Linked DNA regions of Homo sapiens: all the other regions are linked to region 1. Evidence: read pairs that join two places in POLR2A ChIA-PET (ENCODE). Cell type or tissue: A673. All regions are shown on one strand.

The links. ChIA-PET counts read pairs that join two places held together with the same protein. Peaks named below come from ENCODE experiments on the same cell type or tissue, not always from the same donor. Only the 100,000 strongest peaks of a DNase experiment are listed, where the experiment ranks them.
Region 2: POLR2A ChIA-PET joins it to region 1 with 10 read pairs; 1 of 35 experiments calls an interaction of 5 or more read pairs at or near these places.
Region 3: POLR2A ChIA-PET joins it to region 1 with 5 read pairs; 2 of 35 experiments call an interaction of 5 or more read pairs at or near these places.

What each region holds. Positions count from the first base shown.
Region 1 is chr15:96,945,372-96,950,371 of GRCh38, reverse strand. No RefSeq gene overlaps it. Among named protein-coding and RNA genes, the nearest start is that of SPATA8, 160 kb to the right of the region's middle. In A673, no CTCF peak of the experiment used is centred here; DNase peaks (open chromatin) are centred at 2,311 and 2,571; H3K4me3 peaks cover 1,112 bases; H3K27ac peaks cover 549 bases.
Region 2 is chr15:97,083,140-97,088,139 of GRCh38, reverse strand. LOC105371004 (a long non-coding RNA gene) reads left to right here. Exons shown (of 5, transcript XR_932683.2): 2 at 4,872-5,000. Among named protein-coding and RNA genes, the nearest start is that of LINC02253, 150 kb to the left of the region's middle. In A673, no CTCF peak of the experiment used is centred here; DNase peaks (open chromatin) are centred at 2,039 and 3,279; H3K27ac peaks cover 5,000 bases.
Region 3 is chr15:97,034,605-97,039,604 of GRCh38, reverse strand. No RefSeq gene overlaps it. Among named protein-coding and RNA genes, the nearest start is that of LINC02253, 200 kb to the left of the region's middle. In A673, no CTCF peak of the experiment used is centred here; a DNase peak (open chromatin) is centred at 3,114.

The DNA of each region.
Region 1 (5,000 bases):
TAAGTCAGGTATTTTTCCCCAATATGCCAGCTAAGGTTTTATTTTTACAGAAGTGACCCATGCTCACTTATATGATTGAGGGATTACCAAATCCCAAATCCTGTCAGTCTAAGTATGTTTCATCTCCAGATGAATATATCTACCACAGACTCCGTGCCTCACTGTAAAAATCTGACATAGAAAATGTATGTATATTAGAAATAGAAAAGAAAGAAAAACTCCTTAATAGCCTGTCCATGTTCTGTTAGCTAAAAAGGATTTTTATATACTCATAAAAATATTTTAATTGATTATGGATCACAGATTTTCACTGTGGAGATATACAGGTATGATAGCATTATCAATTATCATCAGCTAATGAACATGGCAGCTATTTGTAAATATTATATGTTTTTTTCTCATTTTCAAAATCGAACTTCAGTTGATAGTATTCAATGAGTTATCCAAAAGGTCTCTATATTTCATGAATGAAGTCCAGGATATTCTCACAATGGAATATCAAAATAAGAGTCAAACATCTGTCCAAAATCACTCGGGTTGGAAAAAAAATGTAAAATGAACCTGTCATAGGGGACACTGAATAAAAATTTTACATTCTAAATATTCAAGAACTAGTCGTAAGAGGTGACTTTAGTAGTTCACAACCACAAAATATGCTTGCTACTCTTGATCAGGGATGGTCAATAGCATTTGTACGGTAGATTGGCGCTGGCCCTCTGGAGGGTGGGTGGGATGAACTGTTGAGGCTAAGTGTGACCTAGAGTAGGATTTTCCTTCAATGTCTGTTATGGGTATGGAAGTAGGAAACAGTGGAATGAACATATAATAGCCATGGCGACTCTGAATTACTTCTAATTATTGAAATGGTAAAGTTCTAGAAAAGGGCCTCAATAACTTTTCTTTAGCTAAATAGAGTACTTGTGAATTTACTTATGTACATAAACCATGTTATATTTTTGATATTGTGTAAGGCACACAATTTATGTATTTGCTACACTTAGATGGTCACATGAATTGTAAGGATTGAAGACAAAATCTTATTTTAAATTTTAATGCAGGACTCCCACATTCCTTCCCCAAACACATCACAGTGATTAGGAATTTATGTCTTATCATGAGGCAAGGTTTCAAGGGGACACTTCCTTTTTTATAGGCAAATTTTATGCTAGATGACTAATGCCAAAGAAACTTGCCCTGACCTTTCAGGCTGTAACTAACTAAGGCAAATTAATAAAAGTTATGCCTGTAAAAAGGTAAGGCAACATAACAGTAACGCTCTGGAAATGCAGCCAGAAGGTCTAAAGTAAAGCACAAGAGAAAAAGTAGAGAAGAGAATTCAGACTGTAGGAGCAGCAACAGCTACGGAAATATCTTTGATCAAAAATGACTTGGCAGAAGAGTTTTACTCCAATAAAATTTTCACTGAAGCCAGTGCCTCAGGCCTTAGTTGCAGCTTCGGTAGGAATTAAGAAAAGTAGATGAAGCAGGTGGAAACTCAGTGAGGAAGCAGGAAGAGGCAATCTTCTGATCTGTCCTACATAATTCTGCAAACAAAAGCAATCTTTACCTGGAAACGAGTTGAAATACGGAGCCTATCTCTGGGGCTGATTTTGGAGACTATGTTATACTGTATATACACACATAACCACGCAGGCATCCACCTCCATATACACTGCAGAAACCTTCCACTTAAAACGTACTTCCCTATGATGGTGAAGTTGTTGGAGTTTCAATTACGCGGTAAACTTAAAACAGTTATTCTCTAAAAGGCTTGTGCTCACATAAGCGTACAATATGTATTTAAAAAGTGCAGTTTGTAACCTCGTTGTTGAATTAGCAAGCGGGTTCCGTATTTAAATTGTTCATTTCATTCTAGAACAATAATAACGCTAAGTAATAAAGATTCTGTGAAACATTTTAATTCATCGGATGTGTTGCTTTATCTTAGGCTGCTACTGAGTTTCAATTAAGAGTGTATGGAAAAACAAATAAACTATCAGACTGTCTCTTTTTTTTTTTTTTTTTTTTTTGTATTTTTAAAAACTAAGATTTTTCGGCTAACTACTAAGCTAGTTATTAAAAAGCCACAGCCATCCTGGGCTCCTTGCAAGAACAATGCGGCAAATGATCGAGGTGGTGCCGGCCAGGCTGATGACTTTATATGCTGCGTCCCGGCTCGGTGACCCACAAATCTCCTTTGATATGCCAGGCAGGAGAAAGAGCTTGAAAGGATCAGGAGGAGAAGGGCCCGATGAAGCCATCATGTGACAAGAATCCTAAGACTGCCGCGGAAAGAAAAAAAAAAAAAAAAAGCGAGAGCCCGAGAGCCGGGCAGCAGCGCGGGGAGGCGGGCGGCGCGGGCGCGGCTGATAGAGACGTCGGAGCCGCCCGAGTGACCCGCTAGCGGCTCAGCCGGGGCGCCCAGACCACCGAGGACGCGGGCCGGCGCGGGCCAGGCGGAGCCCGGGAAGCAGTCTTCGCTAAATTAAAGAAATCTCCATGGAAATTAGCATGAAACATTTTCTAATCTCCCGCTTTTCACTGCCGACAAGGGTCACTGGTTTAGCTTCCCTCTTATTTTATTATTCCCCAGCCACTTCCCCGGCGTCTTTATACCCTTCCATCCTGCCACGAGTTTTCAGCCCATCTATGTTGTGTCTTGCTGGGATTCTTAACCCTTTTAGGCTATCTTTTCTGAAAAAAAAAAAAAAAAAAAAAAAAAAAAGATAGGACAGTATTATTATTGCTGTTGCTGCTGTTACTGTTATTATCACCACATCCAGCATGAACACGCTAGCTCTTCCAACACAATTACGCGCATGGGAAGCCTTGGAGAGCATCGCTCTTTCTAACCTCTGGGCAGTGCAGTCACTACCTTGCACCGAGTCACTCCCAAACCCAGCTGCGAGATGGGCAGGTGAAGCAGCTGTCCCCTTCCTTAACCGTGGCCTTACAGTTTTCGGGCTGCTCCTCTCTGTCGCCTTAATTGTCTGACAGAATGAAGTGCCACCAAATTCGGCTTCTCCTAAGGTGCGGTGCACCAGGCAGCTCCCACCTGGGCATGGAGGGGGCACAGCTCCAAGCAGAGTGTGTGTGTGGTGTGTGTATGTGTGTGCACACACTCATGCTTACCTGAACTTTGGCATGTCACCTAACCTCTTTGAGCCACTTTAAGTCATTAGGAAAATGGGAATATTATACCCTTATAAGGCGGTGGAAAGCATTATGCGATGTGGTGGAAGTGAAGCTTTCTACATATTAATAGATACCCAGAAAAAGATTATTAGTATTAAAAGTAAGAACTACACACGCTGCAACAATTTTAAAAATTGATGACAAATCTTAAGATGTGAAAATTACATATTTAGGTCTCTTATTCATTAAACATCTCCAGCTGGAGCCTTTGAGAGTCAGGACTCTAAGTCCATCAAACCAATCATAAAAGGAAAAAGTATTAATAACGTGTATTGAGTGCTCACATACGCTAGATAGCTTTAGGGACACTGTCTTATTTAATCCCTAGGGCATCTCAACTTTAGTGGGTTCTTTGAAGTCAGAGGCTGTGCTGGTTTTTATTCATCTAGGTATTGCCAGTCCGTGAAATAGTTCCTAACACAGAGTAGAAGCCTCTTGTTACTATCAAAGGCCTCTGTGTTCGATATTCTGCACTCAGAACCATACATATCCTATTTAATCATCTCAAGAATTCTGTGAGTTAAGAATTGCCGCATTTTGTAGCAGGGAAAACCATAGGGAAAGTAAAGGAGCTTGCTGCAAATCACACCTTCAGTAGTCAATGGCGATGAAACTTGAGGACCTGATTCAATTCGCCAAACGATCTCCATTCACTGAAAGAGAAAACGGAAGCAAAGAGAGGTGAAGTAACTTTCCCGGACTCACACAGTGAATACATTGGCAGATCCAAGCTCTAGATCAGGTTTACCCAGTCCTGGTGTCTATGTCGTCCTTCTCCACGGCAGCTCAGGAAGGCAACAGGTTCTCATTTTAAAAGTTGTCATCTAATTTCAGGCTTAAATTCCACACTTTGTATGAGCAGATCTAGCCTTAGTAATCTTTATTAGTTTGTGCAAAAGTGTATATAATATAGTCTTTGCCATTTTTATGTGTGTGGAAATTTAGAGATCTCTTTGAACCTTTGCAAGTGACTCAACATCACATTCCCAGACAGCACAGGCTGTGTTGGAAACAATAGTTCAAAAATAAAATCTGTTTTCTTCAACAATTTTCAGACAAGGCCAAATGAGAACCATTTCTAGAATAATTTGTTTATCTGCTTTTATCCTATTGTGAAAATGTTAATTTTTTTGGTATGGAACATTAATTCCATAAATACTGATTTTACATGTAAATAAAATTCTATTTTAGATTCATAGAGAAATTTATAATTTAAATAATGTTGCGAATTATTTTATAAAAATGGACATTTTGAGACAAAATACATCTGTTTTAAACCTTGGTTTAGTATCTCCAATTTCCTTTGTGTGTGTGTGTGCATTTATATGTGCATATGTATTAGTGTGTGTGTACATATGTCTTTGATTACTGAAAATTGACAGAATGATGACAACAGTCTGTAACAGGAGGAAAGTCAGTAAGTTCGGTTATTTCCTATCTATTGCAAATAAGAAATAAAATCAGTGTACTTTATACTGCTGCTGGTTGTGTAACAAGGTTTTTAACACATATCCATTTCTTTCAGCCAAACGCCCAAACGAGGTTTCCCAAACTGATAACATTAAAGAAACTGTGTCCTACTGATACTTGGTCTATAGTTAGGAAGCTTCCCCAAAGTCCTAAGGCACACTTTGGAATATTAACCCCTGTTGATGTAAAGTACCAGGATCTTGAGTTCACAAGGTAGGCTCAATCCACATCCTCTTTATCTGCTACTGTTGTCTCCGATTTCAAGGCACCTTTATCCCGAGTCTCTCCTCTGAGTGTTGCTCTCAACCCCACCAATGAAACGCATGGTTTACCCA
Region 2 (5,000 bases), 140 kb before region 1:
CCTCTCATCTCTATACATTATAAATGTTACATGTATTTTGCAACCTCACATTGCTATGGGGCTGTCATTCTGAGCTGTTCCAGGGAGTAAAACCAATTCTTTCCCCTCTCCCCTGAAGACAGTCAACTATCTGACAAGCTGGTTTCTTTCCTTGCCTATATATAACAGCTTAAAGCATCAGAATATTTCAGCTCCACTTTTTAATTATATAGCTTAGCAAGCCAACATAATCAGGAGCTGTACTTAAATATTCAACCTGAAATGGACTGAGTATTAAATTAAAGTAAGCTACTAACTAAAGTAACTTTACTTGATATATCTGCCATAAGAAGTGACAATTCATCTAATTAGTTTGCAACACACGAGTCGTTCTGAATTATTTCCCTCTGCTGTGGATTTTTTCATAGTAATGGTGCATGTAGCATCCACTGATACACATGGTTTCTATGAAAGGATAACTTCTACCAGCCAACATTTTAACAAGTATTTTTTTTCTGTTCCTAATGATATGCATAAAGTATTGTATTGAGTCTGTGGATGACCCAGTACATCAAAATGATATATTTGGGGACATGATGACATACCTCGAATACCTAACACCACGCAGCAGTTAGTCATCAGTGACCTCTGAGTTCCATAAGACAGGCTTCAAGAAAGGTGCAATTAAGGTTGTGCAGCCCCACCCTTTCCTATCATTCTTAAAAATATATCAGCATGCCAGTGAGAGAATAAGATGATTAAGGATAACCTTGAGTCCACCCCAATTATCATTTTAGAAAAGCAAATCATTGGCAAATTTTGGAAGTTCAGCTGTTTTTGGCAGCAAATGTTTATATGATCACACTGATTATAATCCAAGCAATTGTACTGCAGTGCTTTGTTGTGACTCATTGGATTGGACCAGTTTCCAAAGGTTTCCAAAGGGGCTGAGATTGATACCAGACCTTGAAGGGTGAGAGGATAGAGGAACAAAGAAAGACTGAGAGTTCTGTGTGTCTGGGGTTAGGACAAGCGAACAATATGGGGAGAGTCTCAAGGCTACAGCAGAGCATAGTGGAATTTAGGACTAAGTGCAGCACATATAGATTATAAGATGAAGTCCTAGGAGGAGTCTTTTTTTTTTTTTGAGATGGAGTCTCACTCTGTCACCCAGGCTGGAGTGCGGCATGATCTCGGCTCACTGCAGCCTCCTCCTACCTCCCGGGTTCAAGCAATTCTCCTGCCTCAGCCTCCTGAATAGCTGGGATTACAGGCACCCGCCACCATGCCCGGCTAATTTTTGTATTTTTAGTAGAGATGGGGTTCACCATGTTGGCCAGGCTGGTCTCGAACTCCTGACCTCAGGTGATCTGCGTGCCTCTGCCTCCCGAAGTGCTGGGATGACAGGCGTGAGCCACCTAAACGGATGTGTTTAAAGCAAACTGAATGCAGACTGAAGTACTTGGCTTTCCTTCTTTAGGCAAAGTAGTGGGTTTCCATCTAAACTTTTCTGTTGTTAATGCTGTCATGTAACGACATCTTTTAAAATGCATTTCAGTTGGCTTTATTTGGAAGAGCTGCAGAAAGTAGGAGGGAAAAGGAGGAAAGTCATGTATGGTAAGGATTCAGACTATATCAATGAGTTTGCTTAGCAGGCAACAACAACAACAAAAAAATAAAAATTGGAAAAATGAGATTGCTGAGCCTTGGTGTTATTTACTGCTTAATGGAATGTTGGCTGAAAACAGTAAAATAAATACTTCATTTTACCCAGCATCACTTAAAAAGTAAATAAGGCACAGAGCCCTTCTAAGACAATTGCTGTGGCAGTATGGGGTAGATATAATGGGCTTCAAGCAGCATAAAGTTTAAGCTAATATGCTTGGGCTTAGGAGTTTATATCTTCCTCTCCCCTGAAACAGTCCCCTATATGATTCCCATGGGTAAAATCATCTCGGTGGGTTTCGCAAACCAGTGTAAATAAGTGCAGGTTCGCCTTAAAGCTCCGGCTACATATTAAAGCCAAATCAACACCCTTTGCTAATAGAGATGTTCAAAAAAGATAAAACACCTCAAAGCCCGCGCGCTGAGTTGGTGCTGCTATTTCATGTCAAGGCAATTACAGTGATGGTATTAGGAAGATCAGGTCGGGAGCGGTGTTGTCATACCGGGGAAAGGAAAGCACGCCTTTAAGCAATCATGTAGAGCATGCAGGACATCTTAAAGCTGGGGAAGGAACAAAGCTTCGCGCTGTCGGAATATTGATCTGCTCCAGAAGGTGCAGGGAGCTGCACTACGGTGATTGCCTTCCCCGCTGGGTTTAGAGAGGTCTGAAAGAATACAGTATTGATCTGGCCCCGTTCCCAAGAAGTAACTTAAAGATAAGCCCTAACTGGAGGCCACCAACCTTGAGAACAAACTGTTGCAAAGAAGCCCCGTTTGCCACACAGTCAACATCAGAGCTAATGCTGTGTGGGTGATGATTAGAATATACTTAAGCCGGGCCCAGGACAAGCTGACCGTGTGCTTTCTTCCCCACCTAAATCACACGTGTCTCCCAATTCTGAAACAGGTAAAACAATGGCCTGGGTGGAAAGGAGGGCAAGGCACAGTGGGAGTTCCATGTGTGAAGCTGTTTTATGTCAAGGAAGAAAGATGGGAGTTTCTGAAGTTTTGTTTGTTTGAAACCACTCACAGCCTGATTTACTTCATGTTTTCAATGGGAATAATACTGCCAATTTCACAGATCATGGTCTGGATTCAAGGCGATAAATAAACCTACTCAGAAAATGGCATCTCTGGCCAGGCGCAGTGGCTTACACTTGGTAATCCCGGCACTTTGGGAGGCCAAGGCGGATGGATCACTTGAGGTCAGGAGTTCGAGACCAGTCTGGGCAACATGGCAAAACCACGTCTCTACTAAAATACAAAGCAAAAAAAACAACAACATACACACACACACACACACACACACACACACACACACACACACACAACACCTGGCACGTCTTAACAATCAGGGTATTGTTTGGAAGGCAATGAGGAATCCTTTATCATCTACTGTCTGCTTCGTCTCAGAAAGACTCTCTTCCAGCTACTAAAATTCTATTAATAAAAGAGAACATTTTTCAGAGAAAGGAAAACTTTCAACATTTCTGCTTCCAGAGCTGTGTGTAGAACTCATTTGCCAGTGAGTCTGTGTTTGTTACCAAACCTCAAGTTCAAACTTGGAAATAAAAATACACTGTCCTGAAAATTCTTCACTGACATGCCACTCAGCTGCTCATGGTTTCCTGGTGGAAATTACTGTAACCACAGGATTTCACATGGTTTCAACCTCTAGCCACAAGTTAAAATTAGCCAGATGTTACTGAGAAGTTAGGGAACTAGGCTGTTTATATTTGGATCTGGTTATACTGAGTGTGTAAGCAGATCCAAATACGAAAATTCATTTGCAATGAGATTTTAGGGTACAGCAACTTGATTTTCATCACGTTAAGAATATTCCATTTGCTAAGAAAGATGGCTCCAAGATCATTACTCCTTTGGGAAACAAAGCCCAATAATTCTGCCATGGTCCTGTAAATCCTCACCCTGTGAAGGACAACACTTTCACTCTGATATACGTTGTGTGTAAAATGGGGTACATCCCTACAACCCTGGTACCAGGGATTTTACAAGTCACATACACAAAAAAGACCTGGTGTCCTGGGTGTTTTGTCTTTCTAAAGCATCAGTTCATCGTAGCTATGAGGTAACAGTTTCATCAATTTCTGAATTGAGTGTATTGTGTAAGCAACTACTTCTGCTAGACTGTTTAGACAAAACTGGATTTTGTAATTTTGTTACATTTGGATCAGTTCAAAAATTAAAGGTAGACACGTTACTAGTTCCACCTGTCTGATTACTTTCTCCAACAGTGAAGGGAACGAGAGCAAAGCCACCTGCATATCTTCGGCAGTTAAAGATCAGAATCATAACAACAATAACATCTCACAATTTTCCAAGTGCTCCTTCGGCTCTGTCTTTTTCCTCCCACCTGAGGCCCCCAGGGTGGGTGTAGACATTCATCTCTGCTTCATTTGATCCACCTCTGCTTGGCCACTGCTGGACTTTTTCTCAGGCAAAGGAGAACCCCCAGGAGAGTGGATAAACTGGACCAAGGAGCTGCAGAGGTAGTTTGATTTCACCACAATCATTTCATCTGTCTTAGCAAAACCCCCTTGGGCTTGCCCTGTAGTACACAAACTTGGCTTTGTTCACGCAGCTCAAATAGAACACTTCTCCTTCAAAATTTAACTCAGCTCTCGGAAACACTGAAAGGAAATGTGGCCTATAATTATCCAACGTGAGATGCAAGGATTGAATGCTTTGTCCAAGGTAAATACTTAATCTTTTAAAGTTTCTAGGAGGTATCTTTGAAGCTGCGATAGAATTTGTAAAGCCAAATAAAAATATATACTAAATATGCATCTGCCATGAGGAAAAGGAAGTTTATTAAAAGCATTAGCACTTAGCTCTATTGGAAGCACACCATTAGTCCTACACCTCTTGTATACTACCATGGAAAAGGCATTAAGACAATCGATTTTCTGAAATTTATCCATATTGAAAAGTCGTTTTCATTGTCTTCTTTTCAGGAGGACACGATTTTCAAAACTCACATGTTTCATGACCAAGTTTCACAATCTACAAAGGTAGAAATGCACAACTTACAAACTCCCTACACATAAAAAAAGTGCCAAACATGTTGTAAATAGAAGCCCCCTCGTGCAGCAAACACGCTGCCTCCCTGACATCCCATGTATGTGAGCACAATAATTACCCATGTGATAAGAGCATCAAGGTCCTTTGTTATATCTTTCAGCCCTCCTTTTTTCTTCCTTCCCTAGCTTTGCTGTTCTAAGAGAAGTCAAGGTGAAGGGTTTAGTGCCTCTGAAGCTGGGGCAAGAAAACAATCGGCTTCTCCAACGGTCAGTAAAGAATACAAGGGCACAGTTAAAACAGAGCCACTGAAGTGA
Region 3 (5,000 bases), 89 kb before region 1:
TTTATAAGTCTAGCTGAGGTTAATGTTGTTAATTTTTTTTTAAAAAGGATGTTTTGATTTTATTTATTTCCTTTTTAAATTAAGTTTTATTCTAATTCTTATTATTCCCTTCCTCTGACTGCTTTGGGCATATTTTTCTAGTCTTAAAATGTTAAGTTTACTGATTAGTGTTTTCATTTTCTATTGCTGTTGTAACAAATTAATACAAATTTATGAACTTAATACAAATTTTTTATCTTACAGTTCTGTTGTTTCAAGTCAAGCATATGTCTAAGCATATGTCAAGATGTCAGTGGGGCTGGGTTCTTTTCTGGAGACTCTGGAGGAGAATCTATTTCCTTGTCTTTTCCAGTTGCTAGAGGCTTCCCGCATTCCCTGGTGCATAAGCCCTTCCCTTGACCTTTAAAACCAAGAATGTAGCATCTTCAATTCTCACTCTGACTCTCCAGTTCTCTCTTCTGATTCTCTCTTCCACGTTTAGAGATTCGTGTGATTCCATTGGATCTATCTGAATAATCCACAATAATCCTCCTACTTTACGGTCAGCTCATTAGTAAATCTAATTCCATACGCACACTTAATTCCCTTTTGTCATGTAAGAGGTAATACACAGGTTCCAGAGATTAGAGATCTTTGGGGAGAAGCCATATTTGCCCACTATTCTTTGAAACATTTCTTCTTTTAAAATAAAGGTGTTTACAGCTATATATTTTTCTATAAGCACTGCTTCAGCTATATCCTGTAAGTTTTGGTATGCTGTGTTCTTCTTTTCCTTTATCTTCAAATAGTTTCTGCTTTCTCTTCTTTGAACCCACTGGTATTTTAAGGGCTTGAATTTCCACATATCTGTAAATTTCTCAAACTTCCTTTGTAATTGATTTCTAATATTATTCCATTGTGGTTAAAAACATGCTTAATATGAATTTAATCCTTTCATTTTTTTTAGGCTAATCTTATGACCCAGGTCCTGGTGATAGTGAACGTTTCACCTACACTAGCTATGTACTCTGCTATTGTGGAATGCAATGTCTTAGAGGTGTATGTTATTTCTATGCATTTCTAGTGTTGTTCAACTTCTTTATTGCCACGTTAGTCTCCTTTTTGGTTATTCCTTCCGTGGTTAATAGTGGAGTATTGAAGTCTATAACCATTATTTCTGAGTTCCCTATCTTCTCGTCAATTTTGAGAGTTTTACATTACATATTTGGGAATTCAGTTGTTAATTTATAATTTTTATATATTTCTGATACCTAAAACTTTTATTCTTTATCTCTAATGATATTTTCTGTCTTCTTCTTCATATCAAGTTCATTTTTGTCCAATATCAGCATAGCCATTCCAGCTTGTTTATAGTTACTGTTTTCATGATAATATATTTCTGCATTCTTTACATCCAACATATTTGTATCTTTCAATAGAATTTGGAACTCTTGAAGAAAGTACATACTTGGGTATTTTTATTTGTTTTAAATAAATTTTAGCAATTGCTACCTTTTGATTTATTTGTATAAATCATTCATTTTAATGCCATTCTTAATATGGTGTGATTTGTCTGTTATTTTGCTTTTCTAGGTCTATATGCCTCATTTTTTGTTCTTGCTCATTTATCTCTGCTTTTTGCCTGTTTTTTCTTAAATGAGTATTTTCTAATGTGTCATTTTAATTCATATAAAGCTTTTCTTTTCAAAATTTTTAAGATTTCCTTAGTGATTTCTCTAGAACTTACAATATACATACCAGAATCTATTCCAAATACTAATTTTCAGTGAGATACAGAAACTTTATTCCTACATATCTGTATTCTCACTTACCCTTTTGTCATTATTTTGTACATTTTGTTTCTATACGTATAATTAATCCAACAATTACATTGTTCTAGTTATTACTTTTGATAAGTTATATCTTTTAAAGATGTTGAGAGAAGAAAGGAGAATGTATATTTAGGTTTGTCTTAACTATGATCTCATTTTTTTCTTTCAGGTTCTTATCCTTTCTTCCTGTGAATTTGACTTATTATCTGATGTCCTTGTGTTTCTCCAATACAGGTTTATTCCCACTCAACTTCTTTGTGCCATTATTGTAAAATATATTTCTGTATGTTATAAGATCAAAAATACTATATATATATATAGTATATATATTGGTCAGAGTTCTCTAGAGAGACAGAACTAGTAGGATATATGTATATGTGAAGGGAGTTTATTAAGGAGAATTGACTCACACAATCACAAGGTAAAATCCTATGGTAGGTTGTCTGCAAGTTGAGGAGCAAAGAAGCCAGTGTTGGCTCAGTCTGAGTCCCAAAACCTCAAAAATGTGGAAGCTGATGGTGCAGTCTGTGGCCAGAGGCCTGAGAGCACATGGTAAACCACTGGTATAAGTCCAAGAGTTCAAAAGCTGAAGAACTTGGAGGCTGATGTTCGAGGGCAGGAAGCATCCAGCACAGGAGAAAGATAAAGGCCAGAAGACTCAGAAATCTGCTCTTTCCAAGTTTTCTGCTTGCTTTATTCCAGCCCCACTGGCAGCTGATTAGATGGTGCTCACCCAGATTGAGGGTGGGTCGGCTTCTCCCAGCCCACTGACTCAAATGTTAGTCTCCTTTGGCAACACCCTCACAGACACACCCAGGAACAATACTTGGCATTCTTCAATCCAATCAAGTTGGCACTCAATATTAACAATCACAGTGTACTCTCTCTCTCTCTCTCTCTCTCTCTCTCTGTATAGTTTGATGGCTTTTAAATCAGCTAATCAGTTATGAGGATAAAATAGAATAAATATGTAGTTAACATGTCTTTATAAAATACCCACATATCTTTGCTGGTTCTTTTTTGTCTAAAATATGTATTCAGATTGCTGTCTAGTGTCACTTGCTTTCAGTGTGACTGCCTTAGTATATCTTGTTAGTTGGGTCTGCTATCAATTCTCTCAGTTTTTGCTTATCTGTGGCTATTGTTTTTCAATAGCATTTTTTAAAGATGACTTGCTAGGTAGAAGATTTTTCTATTAAGTTTCGTTTTTCTTTCTGCTCTTTGAACATGTCATCCCACTACCTTCTAACCTTTGTTATTCTTGATCGGAAGTCATTCTTTAACCTTCTGGGACCTCTTTGTATGTGATGAGTCATGTCTCTTGCTGCTTTATACATTTCCTCTTGTCTTTTTCATTTTACTTCCTGACTACGATGTGTCTGGGATCTCTTACATTTATTCTACTTGGAGTTTGTGGAGCTTGGATATGTAGATTTATATTTTAGATACTTACTCAAGAAAAGAAAATGGTACCATGTATCCACAAAAAGATTTGTACAATAATATTGGTGGCAGCTTTATTTATAATAGCTCCAAAATAGAAACTGTTTAAATGTTTATCAGCAGAATTGATTAAATCATTATATTCTTATGATAAGATACTATTAAGCTATAAACTAAATAACTAATGAATGAATCTTGAAAGCATGATGCTGATCAAAAAATCCAGACAAAAAAGCATACAAACTGTATGGTTTTATTACATATAGGCATAGCTACTCATCTCTATGACACCAGTACTTATATGTGACAAATATAATAGCTTATATCCATATGATATATAGAACTTCTACAACTTGATCACTAAAACACCTAACCTGATTTTTACAAATAACGCTTTATACACTCCATAAAGGAAATGGTGTCATAGTGAAAGAAATAAGAGATAAATGACTGTGTTTTGAGGAAGGCATGAGGAAGCTATCTGGAGCGATGTAAGCGTGTGCTACAGGGCTGTGGGTTGTATGGGAGTGAACATTTGTCAAGAACGATCCTCTACACACTTCAGAACTCTTCATTCCACTCTATTTAACTGATACCTCAATTTAAAATTAAACACATCGGTACCATTATTATGCCCTGTTGCCAAAAAAAAAAAAAAAAAAAATCTAGCTACAGCCTAGACTTAGAAAAACCAAGATAGTAAAATATTATTATTTTATATGCCTATTCGATTCATGTAAAATCCATCATAATGATGGACTGATCCTGATGAACTATTGGAGCTTCCCACTTTCGCTTTATAAAGCCACAAGTACCTCTCGATGACAAAAAAAAACCTTATAATGTGTAACATCATCCTATAAATTCAAAATCTTTTTACTATTTTCCGTCTCCATTAATGTCAAATTGGACTGAAACTCTTCAGGAAATATATACTATGAGTGTAGGAACACTGAAGGAATTAATTATGATTGATTTCATTAATTATCTGTGTCTAATGCCTTTACAGTAATGGGATGCTTAAAACACTGAGTCAGGAGTAAATGGCACACCTAGTGATTACATGAATTCATTCCACAATGCATTGTTCCTCCTTCAAGTACAAAATGAGTTTTTAATGCCATTCATGTTTTAATTAAACATTTGTTTTGAGATTATGATAGGTTCACATATAGTTGTAAAAGATATTACAGAGACATCCTGTGTGCCCTTTAACCAGTTTCCCCCAGTGGTAACATCTTGCAAAACTATATGATATGGTTTGGTTGTGTCCCCACTGTAGTTCCCATAATCCCCAAATGTCATGGGAGGGACCTGGCGGGAGGTAATGGAATCCTGGGGGCAGTTGCCCCCATGTTGCTGTGCTTATGATAGTGAGTGAGTTCTCACAAGATCTGATGGTTTCATAAGGGGCTCTCCCCTCCGTTTGCTTTGCTCTTCTCCTTGCTGCCACCATGTGAAGAGGAACATGTTTGCTTCCCCTTCCATCATTAATTGTAAGTTTCCTGAGGCCTCCCAAGCCCTGCAGAACTGTGAGTCAATTAAACCTCTTTCCTTTATAAATTACCTAGTCTCAGATATGTCTTTATTAGCAGTGTGAGAATGGACTAATACACTATATTATAATATCACAACCAGACACTGATACAGTAAAGGTACAGAACATTTAATCACCACAAAGGTCCCTAAGGTTCCCCTTTTATAGCCATACCCCTTTTCGTCCTGCTCTCACCCTCTCCTTAACCT